Regions from separate parts of the Homo sapiens genome. Here all the other regions are linked to region 3. A link is an interaction called in ENCODE POLR2A ChIA-PET data of the cell type or tissue named here. Cell type or tissue: A673. All regions are shown on one strand. Links, peaks and the distances in the headings refer to the core of each region. The heading gives the core; the rest is flanking DNA. Region 1 has its middle 62 kb from the start of FZD7. Region 2 overlaps ALS2 (alsin Rho guanine nucleotide exchange factor ALS2). Region 3 overlaps CDK15 (cyclin dependent kinase 15).

Region 1 (6,993 bases), core at 858-5,857, 83 kb after region 3:
TAGTCTGTGATATTTTGTTCTAACAGCCTGAGCAGGTAATACAACTGCCTGTACTTTCTTTTGAGAATGGCCCAGACCTTGGTCACTGCTCCAGCAGACCCTGCCGGCTGACTGCCACCCAGGGGGAGAATGCGGAGGGATGGAAAGGGAGCCCACACTGTTCCCAACCCAGGCCCCACCCACCCTACTGTCCCGAGCCACCTTCCACCAGGACGTCTGTGGGGCACCCTGTCCCCTGGTCCCTCCCAGCTCGGTGGCAGGGTCTCCTCTGGCTTCACCTGATGGAAGGTGACTCCCAGTCTCCTTCTAGCCAACAGGACCACGGATGCATTAGGCCCCCTCAGAAGCAAGCAGTGCATGGGGATCCATGCTGAGATGAACAGTCCCCGGTGCAGAGCAGACGGTGTCAATCTCTGGAACGGAATGGGAAGAAGAGACTGCCAGCAGGGTGTCTCCAGGCACAGGGAGGCCTCTGGAAGGACAGAGGTAGGAAAGGTGACTGTGGGCCCGTGGGGTGGCTCTGAGCAGCAGCAGGCTTCAGACCCGTGCATGCGACCCTCTTTTCTGCCTCCTTGGCCACCTCAGGCTTCCTCCTTCCCCTTCCCCGAGGCATCAGCCAGAGAGGCCCTGGGACTCAGTGACCTTTAACTCAAGGCAGCCAGGCCAGGAGCCAGCGTTCTATCCCTCCTGGGATCCAACAGCAACATGGACAATCATTTCAGGACCTTTCTCTTTCACCCCTGAGACCCTGTCCCAGGCCCCTTGTATTCACTTCCTATTAGGGCAACAAATTGCCACGCATTTAGCAGCTTGAAACAGTACACATTCCTTCTCTTCCTTTTCTGTAGGCCAGAAGTCTGACATGGGTCTCACTGGGTTGAAACCGATGTGAGGGCAGAGCTGCGTTCCTTTCTGCGGGGAGGACCTGTTTCCATCGCAGTTCCAGCTGCCCACGTTCCTTGGCTGGTGGCCTCTGCCTCCATCTTCAAAGCCCGAAGTAGCAGTCTAGGCTTCTTCACATTGTGTCATCTGACTCTGACTCTCTTCCCCCCTCTTTCACTCACAATCACAGTCCCTTGTAATTGCACTGGGCTCTCGCAGGTGACTGAGGATTATCTCTTAAAGTCAGCTGACTACTAACTCTAAATCCCCCTCGCCACGTAACATGACATAGCCTCTGGGTCCGGGGATTGAGGCGCAGACATTACCGGGAGGCCACAATCCTGCTGATCACACACCTAGGTTTACATTTCTGGGCGTTCTCCCTTCCCAGGGAGAACAAGAAGAGAGAACAGTAGGAAAGTTATTCTGCCCCCTTCCTCATCCTTCTCTGCCATCCCCCACCTCACTTCCCCTTCACAATAAGCCCCATAGCTCAGCTCACCAGCGTGAAACAGCATCCACAGACTCCAGAGTACCTATCTGGACCCACGGAGCACTGTCTCCAGACACCTGTCTGTGTGCCATGTGCTGTCCAGACCCACGACTGGCCATAGGAACAGATGTCTGCTGCCGATGGCTAAGGATGTCAGGCTCTTTCCCCTGGGCCTCACAGGGAGGGCCTCACTCTGGGTGAAGAATCTCATTTCTCAACCTTTGGGATTAGGAGGGTCCAATCATCCAGAAGTGGTTTTTTTCCTGAGAGACCTAAGCCCACTGAAATTCCAGGTTGCTACTCCCAGAGGCAGGGCAGACTAGGCACACATGTCAGAACCTCTCTTTCCCAATACGGAGCCACGGGCTGTTTGGTGAGCATAGAACCACAGGAAAAAGAATTTAGGTTGTCTGGAAGGGATGTTTCCATCCATCATGGAAGCTCGATGACTCACATTTTCCCAGCATCCAAATACTCTTGTTAAGCGGCCTGTGAGTTTCCCACTGAGTGTTTTAAATAAATGCTTTATACATACACCCTCTCCCACCCCCACAGCTCCAGGATGACCCCAAATGTGCGATTTCTTCATCCTTACCCTGTCAAAACACCCTCAGTACAGCTCCCCAGAAACCACATCCCCTTATGCAAGGCACACGCTGCAGCTTCATCCATCCACAGGCATCTGAAGGAGCGACCAGCTTCCAATGAGGGGTCCGGTGGGATGAGAGAGCTGGGGGAGGCAAGTCCACCTCGTAACCTTGTCCCTAGTTAAGAACTTCTCTTGTGTGCTTCAAGATAGAACTACAGAATGAGAAAGCTGGACGTTGGAAGAGGGACCCCAACATTTATCTAGCCCAATCCCACTAATTTCCTAACTAGGAAACTGTAAAAACAGTTTTAAAAGTTAAAGGTTGTACAGAATCATTACTGTCATCATCTTCATCACCATCACCATCGCCATCACCATGATTTCATAAACCTGGATTCCACAGTCTACCGATGAGTCACTTCATTCAGGGTCTTTTCTAAGAGACTGGTTTTTCCCACCTCCCTTTATGTAGGGTCCCTATGAACTCCTTCTGGCTGCTAGAGGGTGCTCTGGTCTGAATGTTTGTGTACTCCCACCAAATTCATATGTTGAAACCCAACCCCAAGGCGATGGTATTAGGAGGTGGGGCCTTTACAAGGTGATTGGGTCATGAGGGTGGAGCCCTTAGGAATGGGATTAGTGCCCTTACAAAAGAGGCCTGAGGGCACTCGCTCGCCCTTTCCTCCATGTGAAGACTGCACAGTAAGGAGCCATCTGTGAAGCAGAGAGCCCTCACCAGACACCAAAGCTACACCTGTAGATCGGCATCATTTGATCTTGATCTTGGACTTCCCAGCTTTCAGAACTGTAAGTAATAGATTCCTGTTGTTTATAAATTACTTAGTCTAAGGTATTTTGTCATAGCAGCTCCAACAGACTAAGACAGAGGGAGAAAGGGGATGGCCTCAAGTTCAGGAGCATCTCTGTCTTCTGAGCGCTATTTCTCAGAAGGGCCCCCAGGGGTACGCTCAGGCCTCCATCTCCCCCAGTTGTGGGGCTCTGCACATGGGCTACAGGTGTGGGGACAGCCAGTCAGTTTTAACGAATCACTGATGTACATGGAGCACACTGCAGTCCAAACCCTGGTGCTTTTTAGGTGGTAACTCATTTAATCATCATACCAACACTTTGCAAGAGAGGAGCTCGAGATACAGAGAGGATAAGTCACTTGCCAAGGTCAAGGGACTGGCAAGGGGCAGAGCCAGGATGCAAATCCAGGGTCTAACCCCCATCTCCTGTCTGCATTTCTGATTGGGTGCAGAACATTCTAGGACCCAATTTTCCACCCTTTCTCCTTTTTCTCTCTCACAGCTAATCATCCCCCTTCCCCACAGGGCTGCCAGGAGGGTGATGAGTCACCTCCATGGGCACACATCCATGCTTTTGCCCACCCCACAAGCCTCCTGGTAGCTATTTCTGGAGGGAAACTATCTGAGGAGGAGAATGGGAACGGCTGTTTTCAATTCTAAACTCTGACGCAGCCAAAGCCAGCACCCAGCCCAGGGCCCTACCCTCTTGCTTTTTCCTAAGAGATGATAAAGATGGTGTTGGTGGTGATGACAGTCAGAGGGAAGCAGGAGACTGAGGTGCCAGGAACAGGGCAAGATAAACTGAGTAAGACTGCAATTTGCTAAAGCCTACACCAAAATCTTTGCCAGCCACAAAATTGCTATGCTCATTTGAGTTGGATTTCCATTCCAGCTCAAATGCTCTGTACAGCCATCCTGGGACCTTCCCAGGATCCAGGGTATGGAGCCTTAGGGGACTCTCACTCCCCCTGTGCCCACAGAGGCCCTGATGCCTGGAGCGTGGGCACCGCCTCTGGGAGGCTCCAGGGTGCCTGGAGTCTCCTGGAAGCAGAGAGAAGCTTTCAGCTGTTCCCACCCCTTGGATCAGTTTCCAGCTTGAGACAACGTGCTTGTCAAAGCCCCTTGGAATTGCCAGAGTAGGTAGAGTCTAAACATTCATGTAGTTACAGGATAATAATTACACCTTCCATGTACATAACACCTTTCTTCCCCAGAGCAGCCGGCTTCTCACATTATCTCATTAATCCTCCTGTCCCTGGGAGGCAGGGAGGACACAGCGTGACTACCCTGAGTGAGAAGGGAGAGTGAGGGAGACAGAGAGAGAAGGTACTTGCCCGGGGTCACACTCTTAGTCGCATGCTTCAGGTGTAGGCTGTGCTGGGTCCTTGGCCAGAAATCAGAAAAATCATAATGGTTGTCCTCAACTGAGTGCTTTACTCAGTTGACCCTAGGCAGTCATTAGCATAGTTTCCCTCAGTCCTGGCAATGGCCTCGTGAGGCTGGGATTATTCTGGTCTCCTTTACAGATGGGGGAACTGAGCTCAGCGAGGTGCAGCTCCTTGCCAGGGGTGTGGTAGGCAGGACGGCTGGGCTGCACGTATTCCACCCTCTGCAGCAGACCCCAACAGCCTGCTCCCGAAGCTGGTCTTCCTCCCAGAGCAACACCAGGTAACCAAAGGCAGAGCACGTTTAACAGGGAGGGTTGACCCCCTCCTCTGGCCCCTGGGAGGTCAGAGCAGTAGCTGAGCGACCAGGAGGCAGAAAAAGCGGCTCATTATGTAGTCTTATGGAATCTATAGAAAAGACCTAATTCACTGAGAGCTGCACCCCACCCCCACCCCTCCTCCAGTCCCATTCCTGTTTCCTGGCCCATCCTTTTGACACAGGGACAATTACTGCTATTCATGCCCACCCCAAGGCCACCTGCCACTGACCCATTCTCATGCACATGGAGCTAAAGATCAGGCACAAAGCAGGCCAATCTGAGGTTTTCCACCAGACCTAGGAGGGGACCCTCTGTACACCCCCCACCCCTCACCCCCACCGTCAGCATTCAGGGCAGCCAGGCGTCTGCAAATTCCAGGAGGCTGCCTGGCCTGGGAGACCCATCAAGGAACTGGCTGCTGGGGACTGCCAATGCCTGCTCGTCCACACCAAGGCCTCACATCAGTGTGGGGAGGTTCAGCCCACAAGAAACTGGTCTTTGGAATGAAGGCTGGGGTGGTGATCCTAGACAAACCCATGCTTTGGGAGCCCCAAGTCCTGACTCCCACACACAGATCCCTAGAGGTGGCTCACTGGAGCAGAGTGTTCAGTTTCTGGAAATTTTGTGAGATGGTTGATGTCACACTGGTAGCTTGAAATCAGCTACCAATTTGGGAGTAGTAATGCCATGTTAATGGCCAAAGCCACAAATCGGCTCCGCCCTCTCCCAGCCAGCTGTTAAACGTTTACCAGCACGCCACTGTCTGGGGGTCAGATACTGCACCCTTCCTAGAGCATCTGGGAAGTCCGAAAAACAATGGACAAGATCTCAGGGCAGCCAGGCCGTGAGTAAGCGGCAAACTTATTTACAGCTAACACTGTCTTCCTGATGGGTTTCTGGGAATATTCTGCCACCTTGCAGAAATGTTGCCTCTAAGCTCCTTCTTCAAAAGAGGTGTTATTTGGACCACAGAATGAATTCTTGGCATGGCGAGGTTGTGGCTGGCAGATCTTTGTGCTATCACTCACACTAGCCCAGGCACAGAAGCATACCTTCTTCACAATTCTTGCAAATTTTTGGTGAATTAAATTAAACTAAATTTTTTTTTTTTAAAAAAAAGGAAGTTTCAGGCTGGGCGCGGTGGCTCACACCTGTAATCCCAGCACTTTGGGAGGCCAAGGCAGGCAGATCATGAGGTCAGGAAATCGAGACGATCCTGGCTAACACTGTGAAACCCCGTCTCTACTAAAAATACAAAAAATTAGATAGGCGTGGTGGTGGGCGCCTGTAGCCCCAGCTACTCGGGAGGCTGAGGCAGGAGAATGGCGTAAACCCGGGAGGGCAGAGCTTGCAGTGAGCCCAGATTGCGCCACTGCACTCCAGCCTGGGTGACAGAGCAAGACTCCCCCTCAAAAAAAAAGAAGTTTCAGTTTGTTCTAGTTGAATCAACTTACAGCTGTCAGGGGCAAAGTTTGATAAAGAAAAGTTTATCCGGCTGGCTATAATTCATTGGCTGCCTTTGAATTTGGGGTAATGACAAGGCCTCTCCCTGCACAGCCCTGAGAGCCCTTCCTGTAGCTGGAGCTTCCTTTTGGCAACTGAAGAACTTCTCAGGATTCTTCTCCAAGTGACGTTAAATGGCCCAGCTGATTTTATTAAAACAATCATAATTGTTTCCTGCAGAAAACAGGAGAGTAACAGAATCTTACATAGGTTGTTTTGGAGGTGATTTCCTGCTGGAATGCCTCGTGAGTAAGCCTGGGGACAGTGACATGAACAGCTGCCTCCCTAGGACGTTTCTTTATGTTTGCGTATAATAAAGTAATTAAGAAATATGAATAAACGGCAACTACTGCCAAAACCTCCAAAATACCATCAGTTTCAACTGCTATGCCTTAGGGAGACATCTTTTTCACCCTGCTTGTTCCCAACTCTGAGCCCTTATCCATGTAGACTCCTCACACCCCCAATTCCCAAATGTCCCTGCAGCTCCCATCCCCTGTGGCTGGCGGCAGAGGCAGCGCTGGCTTTCCACAGGCTCCCTGAGGACTCCAGGCCTCTTCAACGCCTCCCTCATGCCTGCCTTTTCTCTGGACTGTACATTGGAACATCCTTATCTCTCCAACTAGGCGGGAGGAGACATAAATGTCATTCACCCCTGCAACAAATAGTTCTAGACATTGGGGTAGACAATGGAGATTCAGCAAAGAACAAGAGGAAACTGTCCCTGAGGCAGACAGATGAGTACATACATAGAAAAGTTGGGGCACGTCTGAGAGGGATCCCTACCCTCAACTTGACACACCAACGAAGACTTCCCAGGTTCCAAGAGCAACCTGAAGGGTGAGTAGAAAATGTCTAGATCAGGGGTTAGCAAACTTTTTCTGGAAAGTCCCCGCTATTCCAGATAGTAAATATTTCACTTGGGCTTTGTGGCTTTACGGTCTTCATGGTGGTAGCTATTCAATTCTGCCCTTGCAGCGCAAAAGCTGCTGCAGGCACCATGCAAACAGAT
Region 2 (6,993 bases), core at 790-5,789, 120 kb before region 3:
TGTTGCCACTGGGGACTACAATGGCCACTTGCTCCAAGGAGGTGGCCACTGCCATCCAAGGGACTATCATCCTGGCCAAGCTCTCCAATGTCCCCGTGCACAGAGGCTACTGGGGGAACAAGATCAGCAAGCACCACGCAGTCCCTTGCAAGGTGACAGACTGCTGTGGCTTTGTGCTGGTGCGCCTCATCCCTGCACCCAGAGGCACTGGCATTCTCTTAGCCCTAGTGCCCAAGAAGCTGCTGATGATGGCCAGTATCGATGACTGCTACTCCTCAGCCAGGGGCTGCACTGCCACCCTGGCCAACTTCACCAAGGCCACCTATGATGCCATCTCCAAGACCTACAGCTAACTGGCCCCCAACCTCTGGAAGGAGACTGTATTCACCAAGTCTCCGTATCAGGAATTCACTGGCCACCTCGTCAAGACCCACACCAGAGTCTCCAGACAGAGGACCCAGGCTCTAGCTGTGGCTACAACATAGGGTTTTTATACAAGAAAAATAAAGTGAAGTAAGCCTAAAAAATGTTAAAAATAAAAAGCAAATCATCACAACAGAACAAAGCAAAAAAGCAAATGAACCTGTCAGAATAACTGGCTAGCTTTAGAATTAATGAAAGGCACCAGTGAGTTGGGTATATAAATAACTCATGTATGTCCAGCTATGCTACCAAGTCTTAATTTTACTGTAGTATTGTGGGAGCTTGGGAGCAGGTACACATAAGCTATGCTGGCTAAAAATTCAATGAAACAAAGACTTGGCTACGGGTTTTAAAAAATACTGAGCCAAGCCCACTATCCTTTCTTTTCCATATGACCAGAGATTTATGATTTTTTTTAATTAATGAAGAAATAAGCACTGTTTTTTTTCTCATAAGGCAGCAATTGAGTTGATGATGAAAACATGCAAACTTTATCTTTGACCTATTATACATGGCAGATACATGTATACACTCAAGTTAACTCATCACATCATCTATATAAGTAAGGACTCAATAGTGGCTACAGGGAAGATATGTGCATTTATTAGGAAATGTATAGTCTGGTTCAAGAATACTGACATGAGAAAATAAGCTCACTGGTTAAGCTCTTTTAAACTTTGTTTCCTAATACAACAGTATACTTGAAAAAGCTCACCAAGTCTTTCAATTAACATTATTCCACTAGAAAGAGCAATACTGCAAAGAAATGGATATTTAGATCCCTCTCCTTAAAAAACAAAAACAAAAACTGGAGCATATAAAAAATAGTGAAACAGGCTGGGTGCAGTGGCTCACGCCTGTAATCCCAGCACTTTGGGAGGCAGAGGCAGGCGAATCACTAGGTCAGGAGTTTGAGACCAGCCTGGCCAATATGGTGAAACCCTGTCTCTACTAAAAATACAAAAAAAAAAGAGCCAGGAGTGCTGGCACTGGCCTGTAGTCCCAGCTACTCGGGAGGCTGAGGCAGAAGAATTGCTTAAACCCAGGAGGTGGAGGTTGCAGTGAGCTGAGATCGTGCCACCACACTCCAGCCAGGGCAACAGAGCGAGACTCCGTCTCAAAATAAATAAATAAATAAATAAATAAATAAATAAATAAATAAATAAATAAAAGTGAATCAATGAGGTATCTTCATTGAATTATGAGCTAATGGTCATATTTAATAGAGATGAAGAACCTTGAAAATTTCTAGCACTCAACCATTTCCTCAGCTGGAAAAGATAGCACTGGAGGTCCGTATGCAATTTCAAACATACACTTGTGTTAGACGACGTTTTCTTTTGGTAACTGTGACACTTAATACCAGGACACTGCTTAAACATGAATAACGATAGGCTATTTAAATATTTTTGAAAAGTTTTCCTTCAGTTGTCCTAGCCTTGAAGGTATGATTCTAAAGATACCATGTTTATAGTCGAATAACTTTTTTTTTTTTTTGAGACAGGATCTTACTTTGTCAGCTAGGCTAGAGTGCAGTGGCATAATCACAGCTCACTGCACGCAGCTTTGGTCTCCCAGACTCAAGCTATCCTCCTGCCTCAGCCTCTGAAGTAGCTGGGACTACAGGCGCAGGCCTCCATGCCTGGCTAATTTTTAAAATATTTCTTGTAGAAACATGGTCTCCCTATGTTGCCCAGGAAACATGGTCTCCTTATGTTGCCCAGGCTGATCTTGAACCCCTAGGCTCAAGGGATCCTTCTGCCTTGGCCTCCCAAAGTGCTGGGATTACAGGCATAGGCAATTGTGCCCAGCCAGTTTCATTAGCTTAATGAAAATATTCCAAATATCTTATTGAAAACAACAACAGAATTCCACTTATATTTGCTTGAGAACTATATATTTTAAATCTCATAGGACAGGTATTGAATATAGTTCACACTTTTAAAGTAAGATTGTTTTTAAAGTCCTGAAGAATAATATTATAATAAAACTGATATAAGACAAACTAGAAAGAAATCCATGTTTATCCCATACAACCACCAGGACCAGATTTAATCCTTGTTTCCTAGAATTTGTCTTCCTTTAGTTCCTAGAAAGAAAATACCAAAGCATTATTTAATACCTTAATAAATACTTACAGAGCAGAAATTTATAAATTAGTGAAGTAGATGGCAATTGGTGCCCAAGTCAAATTTGTCATGATTGAGTTGATAAAGTGCCATTAAGATTAAAGGTACCTCTATAAATTACAGCACACGTTTCGGTAATAGACTCATAGATTTTATAATATGCATTGTGAATTGCTATTCATGCCTGAAAAAAAAAATTATATTGAGAAAGTTCAGCCAAGTGGCTTTAAAAGCAGGCTTTGAAATCAGACTGAGTTCCAGTCCTGACTCTGACACTTCAATAGCTGTGTGTGCTTGGGAAAATTTAATCTCCCTGACTTTCAGTTTCCTTGTCTGTGAATAATAATAGAAGCTACCTCATAAGGTAGCAGTGCAGATTCAGTGAGATAACACATGGAACTTGTTATCTCACTAACTTGTTATCTACTAACACATGGGGCTTAGTATAGTGTCTGGCATACAACTGCTTAACAAACATTAGCTATTATTAGCATTAGTATTCTGATAGACTTAATGAACAAAAGTTATAGCAAGAGTCTCTGAATAGGTAACCTTTTAAAAAGTTAATTTTTCATGTATTTATTACCATAAAATTTTAAAACTATAACTCTCCCTTTTATTCTAGTTAATAGTATATTTTAAATTTAAGAACTAATCTGATTCCTGATAAGGGAGTAAGAATATATCTTGAAAACAGAAATAGTTCATTAAGAACCCCTAGGCTGGGCGTGGTGGCTCATCCCTGTAATCCCAGAACTTTGGGAGGTCGAGGCGGGTGGATCACCTGAGGTCAGGAGTTCAAGACCAGCCTGGCCAACATGGTGAAACCCCATCTCTACTAAAAATACCAAAAAAATTAGCTGGGCATGGTGGTGAGCACCTGTAATCCCAGCTACTCGGGAGGCTGAGGCAGGAAAATTGCTTGAACCTGGGAGGCAGAGGTTGTGGTGAGCTGAGATTGCACCATTGCATTCCAGCCTGGGCGACAAGAGCAAAACTCAGTTTCAAAAAAAATAAAATAAAAAAAAGCAAAGACTTGGAACCAACCTACATGTCCAACAAGGATAGACTGGATTAAGAAAATGTGGCACATATACACCATGGAATACTATGCAGCCATAAAAAATGATGAGTTCATGTCCTTTGTAGGGACATGGATGAAACTGGAAACCATCGTTCTCAGCAAACTATCGCAAGGAGAAAAAAACAAACACCGCATGTTCTCACTCATAGGTGGGAATTGAAAAACGAGAACACATGGACACAGTAAGGGGAACATCACACACTGGGGCCTGTTGTGGGGTGGAGGGAGCGGGGAGGGATAGCATTAGGAGATATACCTAATGCTAAATGATGAGTTAATGGGTGCAGCATACCAACATGGCACATGTATACATAAGTAACAAACCTACACGTTGTGCACATGTACCCTAAAACTTAAAGCATAATAATAATAAAATTTAAAAAAAAAAGAAAGAAAAAGAAAAAGAACCCCTAGTATCCAATGACTCCCATACCTGACCTTCCACACTCAGGCATTTGTTAGCATTGCAGTTCGTATTTGTTACGCCATTCTTTTCATTACCTTCAGTCAGAAGAACTCCATGTTTCACTCCGAGGGCTGCCTGCAAAACAGTCTTTCCTCCCCAGCCTGGCAATCTCTCTGGTGTTATGGGAAAGGATCCTGCCTGCCAGATATGGACCAGGCCTCTTTCCTTGGATCCTTCTGCCTCTGTTGAGCTAAAACATCAAGAAACATAGCTTAATTGTTTCTACAATTCAGAACAGTATCCTTTGTTCTTAATACTTTTCATGATTGTACCTTTTACCAGCACATGGATGACTAGGTCAGATAGCTGAATTAGCACCTATTTTATGCTTTGGTTATGCTCACAGAAGCCAAGGTAAAACAACTATTTATATAAAAGACTGAAGGATGTGGGGCGTGGTGGCTCACACCTGTAATCCCAGCCCTTTGGGAGGCCGAGGCAGGCAGATCACAAGGTAGGAGCTCGAGACCAGCCTGGCTAATACGGTGAAACCCTGTTTCTACTAAAAATACAAAAAAAAAAAAATCAGCCGGGCATGGTGGCGTGAACCTGTAGTCCCAGCTACTCAGGAGGCTGAGGCAGGAGAAGCGCTTGAACCCGGGAGGCGGAGGTTGCAGTGAGCCAAGATCTTGCCACTGCACTCCAGCCTGGGCGACAGAGCAAGACTCTGTCTAAAAAAAAAAAAAAAAAAAAGACTGAAGGACACTCTAAACCCACAAATTACTTTTCTCCATCTAAGAAGCAAACAAAACTTGGGCTATTTTTAGAAGTTTTAGCATTTGGTAGCATAAAATTCCAAGATTCTAACTTCTCAATATATTCACTCCTTGTTGAGATATCAAAGCTACAACATGCCCAAGTTGAAGTCTTATCATAAAATTTTATAGTAAGTAAAAAGTACTTGATGAGAACAATATGAGAAACAGGAATTCATATTTCACTTTATGTTGAGTTTAAGTGTAGAACTGCTATTTAAATTTTTAGGAATCAAGTTTATAATAGATATCAGTAAAATCCTTAATGCTTTGCTCAAGTTCTAGCTAAAGAATTCTACACATCTGATGATTTCGGTTTAAAGAATACAAAACACATAGCTGCACAGTAATGACCATATCCTAACTGCCTTCTTCTAAGAAAAGGGCACATTAAGATATGTGCCACCATTGGTAATACATTTTTTCATTTTCTTTTTTCTAGAACGCTGATGCCAAAATTTTAATGAGGCACAGAAACTCTTTTGAATAGCTAAGCATTTATCTATATTTGCTAAATAATATTCCCTTAAATTATAACTGGACATAACCATGGTTCTATAGGAGGAACAGTATACATTTAACCTTCCTTTTAAATATCTTCCATAACTAGTTCTTTAAGGATGGAAGATGATTAAGATTAGCAAGGCTACTTCTGAAAACCTGAAATTATTTGTGAGGGAAAAATGGCTACAAGCACTTTAAAATGATGAAATGAAGACATTTAGTGCTTCTTACAAAGCTTACAACTAACAAGCCTTTTTAAAATTTTATCTTTACCAACGAACTAACTACAAATGTCACTATTCCCACTTAACAACCATCAACAAGAAAATTAAACTGAAGAGAAGCTACACATATGTGAAGCTGTTTGCTATGTTTTCCTAGGAGGATAAGAGAAAAGGAAGAAATGATTTTACCTTCTCTTCTTTGAGTCCATCGGTCAGTGGGAACACTCCATCACCAAATCATTCCTTCTTTACAGAAAGTCTATCAAGACCTAAACAGTACAAGTAAGGAAAAGAGCAGTAAAAGAATATTTTACCCCTCAGACATTAAAAAAAAAAAAAGCAGCCCTCTAACAAGTGCACATTCACTAGGAAATAAATATGCAGTAAAACTATTTAAACTATTTCATATCTTGCCTGCCAAAGTCAAACATAGGCTGAGCCTGCCCACTAAGCTTATAAAAATGCCCATTGACTGTCAAATGTAATGTCAAAGGAAGAAAAGACTACCCACAATTAAGCTGTACTCTTCCAGGCAATAGATTTTGTTTTTTATTATAAAGAAAAAAGTTCAATCTGAAAAATCAATGTGTTAAGTACAAAAAGTACACACACATTAAGGGTACTTTTTAAACGCTCTGTCTGGAATGCATGAAGACTTAAATACCAATTAACTCAGATTTTCTAAAATCTCTTCAGTAATGTATCTGATTCAAGTAGTTTTAATTTATACTTTTCAGTAATGCACAAAAATTATGTCATTAAAATAGGAAGTTTTCCACTTATTGGAAGAAGGAACATTTTCCCCAAATCACCTTCGATTCAGACCAACATGCCTCATAACCCAAACGGTTGAAAGAAAGAAGTCTGAATTTTAAATCAGCTGTTTTAAAATCCACCTTTAATAGAAAATAGCTGTATGAAAATTATAGTTACAAATATCATGGCCCATCAGTTTAGAAACTCAGTATTTAATAAAATAAGAGATAGAAAAATAAACAGAAATGCTGAGTGCATTTCAACTCAGAAATCCACATTTGTAAGGGTACCAAAACACAAGAAAACAAAAGCAGTTAGGTCTTATTTGTGTAAACCATAAAAATATTGGGGCCAAATTTGTGGTTTTTCTGCAAAAGGATATGGAATGGTCACTGTGTTCTGGAAACAGCTCATACTGGCAGGAGTGATCTGGGGTCCATCTGTTTCCTCCAGGTTGCCTGTGAATTCTTACCATTTCCCATCTGTACATCTGAAGAAAATTACTTTCCACCTAATGCTTATTTTAGAAAGATTATGAATCATTCAAAGTTGGAAAATGGGTACTATGTTAACAAGAGATATATCTGAATAAATTTAATAAATGATATTCATTTAATAAATACAATTAAGTGCTACTATGCTTTGTCCATGA
Region 3 (6,993 bases), core at 823-5,822:
GTCTTAACTCATATACCATTGTAGTTTTTCTTACCATCGTATGCCTTTTTGCAACAATTTAAACATTCTTTAACATGTACTAATCAAGCTTAGTTTCACTCTGAATGCTTCCACGTAATTTCAAACCTATTCTGTTTATTGGTTTTTTTGTGTATTCTATTCAAAGTTGAACCAGAATATTTTGTCATTCTATGAGGCCAGGTTTCAGGGGCTGGGGATGTTGGAAAAGAGGGAGGGAAGATTCTCAGCCATCCTCTTGACTCTGTGCTACTTCTAGGAGTTTGTAACGTAACTCAGACCAATCTGTCCACCTTTTAAATCCTCCATTAATCAGCCCTTAAGAAGCGAATTTGGAGATGTCCTCCATAACACACTTCCTCACCTTCTATGCACAAAGTTGTTCTCCATCCATTTCAATATGTTAGAGGAGATACTGGGTTGAGACGTGGTTTATGGGGTTGCATAGCATTGTGTTGCTGGGAGAAGTCTGGGAAAACCAAGTCCCTCAGCCCTACCAAGCCCTTAAGTTGGTTAAATTTGTTACGTTCATGGCTGAGTCTCCAAGTAAAGATAAATAATTCAGAAAAGAGTTATTTATAAAGGATCTTAAAGATTACTTATTCCATACCTTCATTATATAGCTGAGTCACTGATGCCCAGGGAAGAATAATCGTACCTGCCTTTTATTGGACATCTATATGCTTTATATAAATTATCAATCTATGTACTAATTGGTGAGGCTGGAATTGTTATCCTCATATTACAGATTAGACAGCTGGAAGTCAGGTAGGCTAATTGCTTGAAGTCACACAGCTAGAAAGTTGTAGAGCCAAGATTTTACTTCAAATCTGACTCCTAAAAGCTACTCCTTTCCTACTATTCATTGTTCTTGCTAAAGATCACATAGGAACTTAGCTGCAAAATCAAGATTAGAACCAAGATCTTGATGCCCAGTTCTGTGCTCCTCCCACTCTCTCATGTACTGTGTTTATTTTAAAGCTTTTCTGGGAAAGATTCCACACATCTCCAGGTAGCGTGTTTAATATCTCACAATTAAGAGGGCTCAATTTATGTTGAATAGAGATTTACACCCCAGGACCAACTTCTTCCTCAATGCCATCTTACTTTAGTTTATTTTCTTTTCTTTTCTTTTCTTGTAATAATATATGCAATCAGCCTTGGGTTTTAAGATTTTTTTTTTTTTTTGAGATGGACTTTTGCTCTTGTCGCCCAGGCTGGAGCGCAATGGCATGATCTTGGCTCACTGCAATCTCCATGTCCCAGGTTCAAGAAATTCTCCCGCCTCAGCCTCCCGAGTAGCTGGGATTACCTGCCTGTGCCACCACGCCTGGCTAATTTTTGTATTTTTAGTGAGACAGGGTTTCACCATGTTGGCCAGGCTGGTCTCAAACTCCTGACCTCAGGTGATCCACCTGCCTTGGCCTCCCAAAGTGCTGGGATTACAGGCGTGAGTCACCTTGTCTGGCCAAGATTTCTTAATCGATGGTGATAAATGTTTTTGTTTCACCTGTGACTCATTCAGTTTTATAAGAAAACATCAAGGAATCCAGTGGAAAATGAGTTGAAGGCATAAAATAGCAATTTATGCAAGAGGAAACAAAAAGAGCACAGCAACACATGGAATAAATTGACTGCTTTACTAGGGATTAAAAAAATACAAATTACCGTTAAATTAGTTGTTTTTTCCTGTAACCTAATAGCTCCCAGTGTTGATGAGATTGTGGTAAAATGATTCTCTGCTGATGGTATTGAAACTTTTGCAAAGTGTTATAGCATGCATATCGGGAGCCATAAAAATGATCATACCCTTATACCCTATACCTTTGTTCCTGGAAATTATCCAAAGAAATAATTGAATAGGGGGGAAAACCCTAAAACCTAGATTAATGAAAATGTTCATTGCAGTGTTGTCTATAATGTTTTACAATTTTTTAAATAAAAAGAAGCAATGTCACTGTTAAACACCAGAGAAACAATTGGACAAATGTTGGTATATTGACTCAACATACAGTACTATGTAACCATTTTAAATGATCATTAATAGAATTGTGTGATATTATGAAAGTTCTTATGCTGTAACATGAGCTATAAGAAACTAGAATACAAAATTGCATATTATAAAGTATCTCTGAAAATTAATATGCACATGAACAAAACTGAAAGGTAGTGTACAAAATAAAAATGCTATTCTAGTTTAGGGGGGTTGTAGGTCATTTCTTTTCCTTTCTCAGAGCTTTCTTTAAACTGGTGTTATATTGTCTTAGTTGTTTAAAAGAATAAGTTAAAACAAAATGGCACAGGCAGTCTGAGCTGTGGATTGAGAGTCAAAGGACCTGAGTTTTCTTCTTTTTTGTTTCCCAACATAATGTGTTTTGGCTGTAATAAACCTCAGTTTCTCCATCTGCATGATGGGTTAACACTAGTTTTCTTTACCCCAGGTTGACAGAATATTTATTTTTATAATGCTTCTAACTCACCGAATGCAAGGGTTCATATAAATTTGGTCCTGGGAGAATGAAGGGCAGGAGGGAAAGGAAAAAATAAATAGGCATAATTAATTTTAAAAGGAAAGATCATCTGCTTTAATCGGAAATGTATGTGTATTGTGCCCCTAGTCAGAGTTTTAAGTGCACTTCGTGTTAGTTAGCAACTTCAATTTAAAGTGCTGTGTGATCCTCTGGGCTTTGAAGATATGAATTCTCTATACATACACATGAGCTAAAATTACCGCATAATCACGAGGATGTGTGCACTTTGAATAATTGAATGCACTAAACATCTCCAGCTGATGGATTGATGATGTGGGAGAGTAGTGCAAAACCCACGTGACACGGAAGATTACAAGACATTTTGAAATGATAGCTTAATTTTCAACCTTTTTTTTTTTTTTTTTTGCTTGTGCTTTCTCTTTTAGCGATTATGGGCAAGTAAAAGAGATTTGATTATCTTGTTTCCTGTGAAAGGTTATTTAGCCCCTCAATCCCATTAAGTCACTTTCTGCACTCCAGTGCACTGAGCCTTCAGGTTATCAGCCCAGGAAGAGTAAATGGAGACACCAGGATCAGATTTCTAAAGGAAGGAAAGTTAAAGCAAAGTTTGAAAGGGGTGACAGCCAACAGCCATGAGCTTAGGAACTCAATTAGACTAAAAAGACAACTATCTCATTATCTCGTTCCGAAATGATCTAAATACATAAGAATCTAAAAGTTTTAAATAAACTTGTCCTGCCGACTGTCTAGATGACTGAATTTCCCTTCTCAAAAAATTTTTAAACACCCGCTTTCATATTTATTTATTCTAAGAGTGAAGCAGCTGCGATAATTATGCTGTCAGCCTCGGGAAGCTAATGAGGAGTCACCAGAGTGGAAGGTTTTGCATTTGTGAGATTGCTGAAGGAGAGCCGCGCTGCAGCTTTTTTCGTTTTTTATTTCCCTTTCTTTCTTTCTTCCTCCTTTTTCTTTTTCTATGAGTTGGGAAGGAGAGTCTGGCAGTCCACAGCCAAATTGGAATCCTTTTGATTAACCGGTTGCCTTCCCAGCATGTTCTGCCAGATAGTGTCTCTCTCTCTCTCCCTCCCTCCCTGCTTTTGAGGAGCTGCTGCTTTTGAGGGGCAAGGAAGCCGGAGGGAAATCCCAGCTTTTCATGCCACTGTCCCCAAGGCAAGAGGATACTTCTCCCCGAGAGAAGTTCCCCAAATGGTTTGGATTTGAGTTGATTTGAGAATAATTGGTAAAGTATACGCACTGTTTATTTTAGCCATTTAACTGTCTATGCTATGACAAGATCTAATAGAAAGTAGAATACAAAATTGCATATTATAATATCCGTGTGAAAATGTCTTATGCATATCAACAAATGGTATGATGGCTCCCCTTTCCAGCCTATTTGGAATATGCGATTCCAAATACAAGACAACGAGACCCCAGATTACCCACAGCATTTAAGGGCAGAAGTTTAGGCCAGGCGAGGCAGAGCTGGCAAGTTTATTTCTTCCCTTTGGGTGTGAGCAGCTTCCAGCAAACAGTATTATTTAAGGCATTTTATGCTTTTGGTGCAGTAATAACAGAAGGCTCTCTTTTTGTTAAATTGTGAGATATTTTGAGCACCCCAGATTTATGCAAATTGTGAACCTGGGAAAAGCAATGCCCAAGTGGAAAGGGGCCCTGAGTAAATTTTGCGGATGTGCTTTGGTGACAATGTGGCTGCTGCCTCTTGCTATTTTTCTCAGATATCTGTGCTAATACTTGTAACAATGGCTACCATTTATTAAAAACATATTGTGTATCATAAACTAACACAAGGTGTTTTGCATATATTATCTTCTTTAAACTTACAGCAATCTGCCAGGAAGTTTTATTTTCCGTACTTTTCAGATAAGCCCCTTGCAATGTCAACTTTTGGAGGAACTGGCTTGTAGCTTTAGTGTAGTGAGCATTCAGGAGTAGCAAGCACTTAACAAACACAGGCACTTGGGAAAATGCGAACTGCCAGTATTCTGAGCTAACCAAATACCTGATTTGGACATCAAAGGTAGTATATATATTTTCAAATAGTTTTTTTTTTCTCAATTTGCAAAAGTTGCACCTTAGAGTCTATATAAATAGATTGCCAGCCAGGCCCCGAGGCTCATGCCTATGATCCCAGCACTTTGGGAGGCTGAGGCAGGTGGATCACCTGAGGTCAGGAGTTCAAGACCAGCCTGGCCAACGTGGTGAAACCTTGTCTCCATTAAAAATACAAAAATTAGCCAGATGTGGTGATGCTTGCCTGTAGTCCCAGCTACTGCGAGGCTGAGGCAGGAGAATCACTTGAACCCAGGAAGTGGAGGCTGCAGTGAGCCGAGATCACCCCACTGCACTCCAGCCTGGGCCACAGAGTGAGACTCAGTCTCAAAAAAAGAAAAAAAAAAAAAAAAAAGATTGCCTAATGTATCTAACAAAATTGGAAACTTCCTAAAACATATCTAGCCCAACGTGATGCTCATTGCCTATCACTCTCGAACATCACCCTCTAACTAACGTCCGGACTCCTTGACATGATATTAGTTCCCTTCACCATCTGGTTCCAACTATTTTTCCAACTTTATCTCCCAGTCTGTCTTGTTCTAACCATGCAAGATGACTTGCAGTTCCCTCAAACACTTTTCTTCCTTCATATCTTTGCTCATGCTGATCCCTCAACCGGGAATATCCTCCTTGGCAGTCCTTCACTATTGAGGGCATAGTAATCCTTCAAGTCTCAAAGGGCACCTTGTCTATGCTCTGTTTGTGCTCCATAGACTTGGAGGGAGAGGTTATCATAATCCTTTGTTTGTGCCTCACTTTTGGTCCTTCTTTGTATGTGTATGTGTGTGTATTCCTATTTTTATCATCTTCAACAAGTAGCATACTGCCTTGCACAAGTGTTCACTTGGTAAATATGCATTAAATTGAATTAAATAGAAGGCACTTGCCAACTATTGGATTCAGTAAAGTGAGTCATCTATGAGTCAGTATGAATTATTAGTAAATAAGTCTGGCTCATGTTTTGACATTTCTTCAGGTGGCAAATATTACAACAGACAAAAATATACCACAGAAGATCCCAGGAAATAACATATTGGTGCTTCTCTCTTTTCATTCCTACAGAGGAGTCTTTGTTTACAGTTTCAGGAGTGAGGCTAAAGCCAGAAATGTGTGACCTTTTGGCCTCCTACCAGAAAGGTCACCACCCAGCCCAGTTTAGCAAATGCTGGTGAAAAGAAAGGGCGAGATCACCAAGGTTCTTCCAGGTAAGTGGTTGCAACAGTGAGGTTCCTTATGGAACAAATTGAAAAGCAATTGGTGCCGGGTGGAGAGGACATTGCTCAGGGATTCAGAGCACCTCTGTGCTGTTTCTAGTTCTTCTTCGCCAGCTCTAGGACAGGTGGCCTTGCCTCTTCAGGCCTCCATTGCCTGGGCTGGGCAAAGAGAATAATTACATGCATTGCCTTTCTCTTCCACTCCCGGAGCAGGGATAAAGCTCCTAAGACAGAACTTCTATGCTTCCTCATCGGTGTGAGATCTTCAGCTGACACAGGTGGGACGAAGGGAGGCAGAGGTTGCAGTGAGCCAAGATCGCACCACTGCACTCCTGGTGCGTCAGCCTCCCAAGTGCTGGGATTATAGGCGTGAGGCACAGTGCCCAGCTGGAAATCTATTTGTATAGACTCTAAGGTGCAACTTTTGCAAATTGAAAACAACTGTTTTCCGTTAACTAGGGAATTCTCACTGTCAACTGACAGGGCAAAATTTTGTCCTGGTAAGGGTAACAAACAAAGTTTTCCCCAAAACAAAGGGGTTTCCGGGATGTAGGATGCTCAGTACTAGAATTGGTGCAGTCCTGGGTAAACCAGGATGGTTGGTCACCTTTGTGGCACAAATTACCTTCCAGGGTAATCTTGAGGAGGAAGGGGTGCTGTGAAGGATTTTCCCAAACCCACCATACCCTTAAATGAGTACTGCTAGCAGGCACAGGAAGCCAGGTGGGACAACTCCAAAAGTCACCGTAGTATAGACAACCCTATAGATGTCTCAAGAGCACTTCCCATACTGGGGCTTCCATGGTGGTAGATGGGACAGCAAACAAGATAGAGGAATCAAGGTAGAGCCCACATGCACAGCCTGCCAGCCAGCCTGCCCGCCCTTTAGGTGACCCTGGCTATATTCCAAACCACAAGCATTATCCTATGATTTGGCCACCCATTTGACAACCACAGCTTGGCCGTGCTTCCCAGGGGCCTAGATGGTAACCACCGGTATCTCCCTACACACCCCCCAACAATATCACTCACATGGCTGGATTCACTCTTCATTCTTTCTTTTGATCTCTATCTTTGGCTGTCACGATTTAAAGGCATATACACATTAAAGATATCGGCTTCCTGGCTCTTCTAAGATCATTGTCTTGTCTTCAAAGAGCAGGGAAGTTTAAAATTATAGCTGATCCTCAGAG

Evidence for each region. Peaks named below come from ENCODE experiments on the same cell type or tissue, not always from the same donor. Only the 100,000 strongest peaks of a DNase experiment are listed, where the experiment ranks them.
Region 1: POLR2A ChIA-PET joins it to region 3 with 9 read pairs; 7 of 35 experiments call an interaction of 5 or more read pairs at or near these places.
Region 2: POLR2A ChIA-PET joins it to region 3 with 5 read pairs; 2 of 35 experiments call an interaction of 5 or more read pairs at or near these places.

Annotation. Positions count from the first base shown.
Region 1 is chr2:201,968,308-201,975,300 of GRCh38, forward strand. No RefSeq gene overlaps it. Among named protein-coding and RNA genes, the nearest start is that of FZD7, 62 kb to the right of the region's middle. RefSeq lists a silencer at 1,994-2,192 and an enhancer at 5,403-6,307. In A673, for the core only: no CTCF peak of the experiment used is centred there; a DNase peak (open chromatin) is centred at 3,354.
Region 2 is chr2:201,763,092-201,770,084 of GRCh38, forward strand. It overlaps ALS2 (alsin Rho guanine nucleotide exchange factor ALS2), which reads right to left. Exons shown (of 34, transcript NM_020919.4): 2 at 5,775-5,854; 3 at 4,138-4,292. The coding sequence starts at 5,794. It also overlaps the pseudogene RPS2P16. Among named protein-coding and RNA genes, the nearest start is that of ALS2, 14 kb to the right of the region's middle. In A673, for the core only: no CTCF peak of the experiment used is centred there; no DNase peak of the experiment used is centred there.
Region 3 is chr2:201,885,137-201,892,129 of GRCh38, forward strand. It overlaps CDK15 (cyclin dependent kinase 15), which reads left to right. Exons shown (of 14, transcript NM_001366386.2): 13 at 5,649-5,791. The coding sequence ends at 5,758. Among named protein-coding and RNA genes, the nearest start is that of CDK15, 82 kb to the left of the region's middle. In A673, for the core only: no CTCF peak of the experiment used is centred there; DNase peaks (open chromatin) are centred at 1,675 and 2,915; H3K4me3 peaks cover 1,080 bases.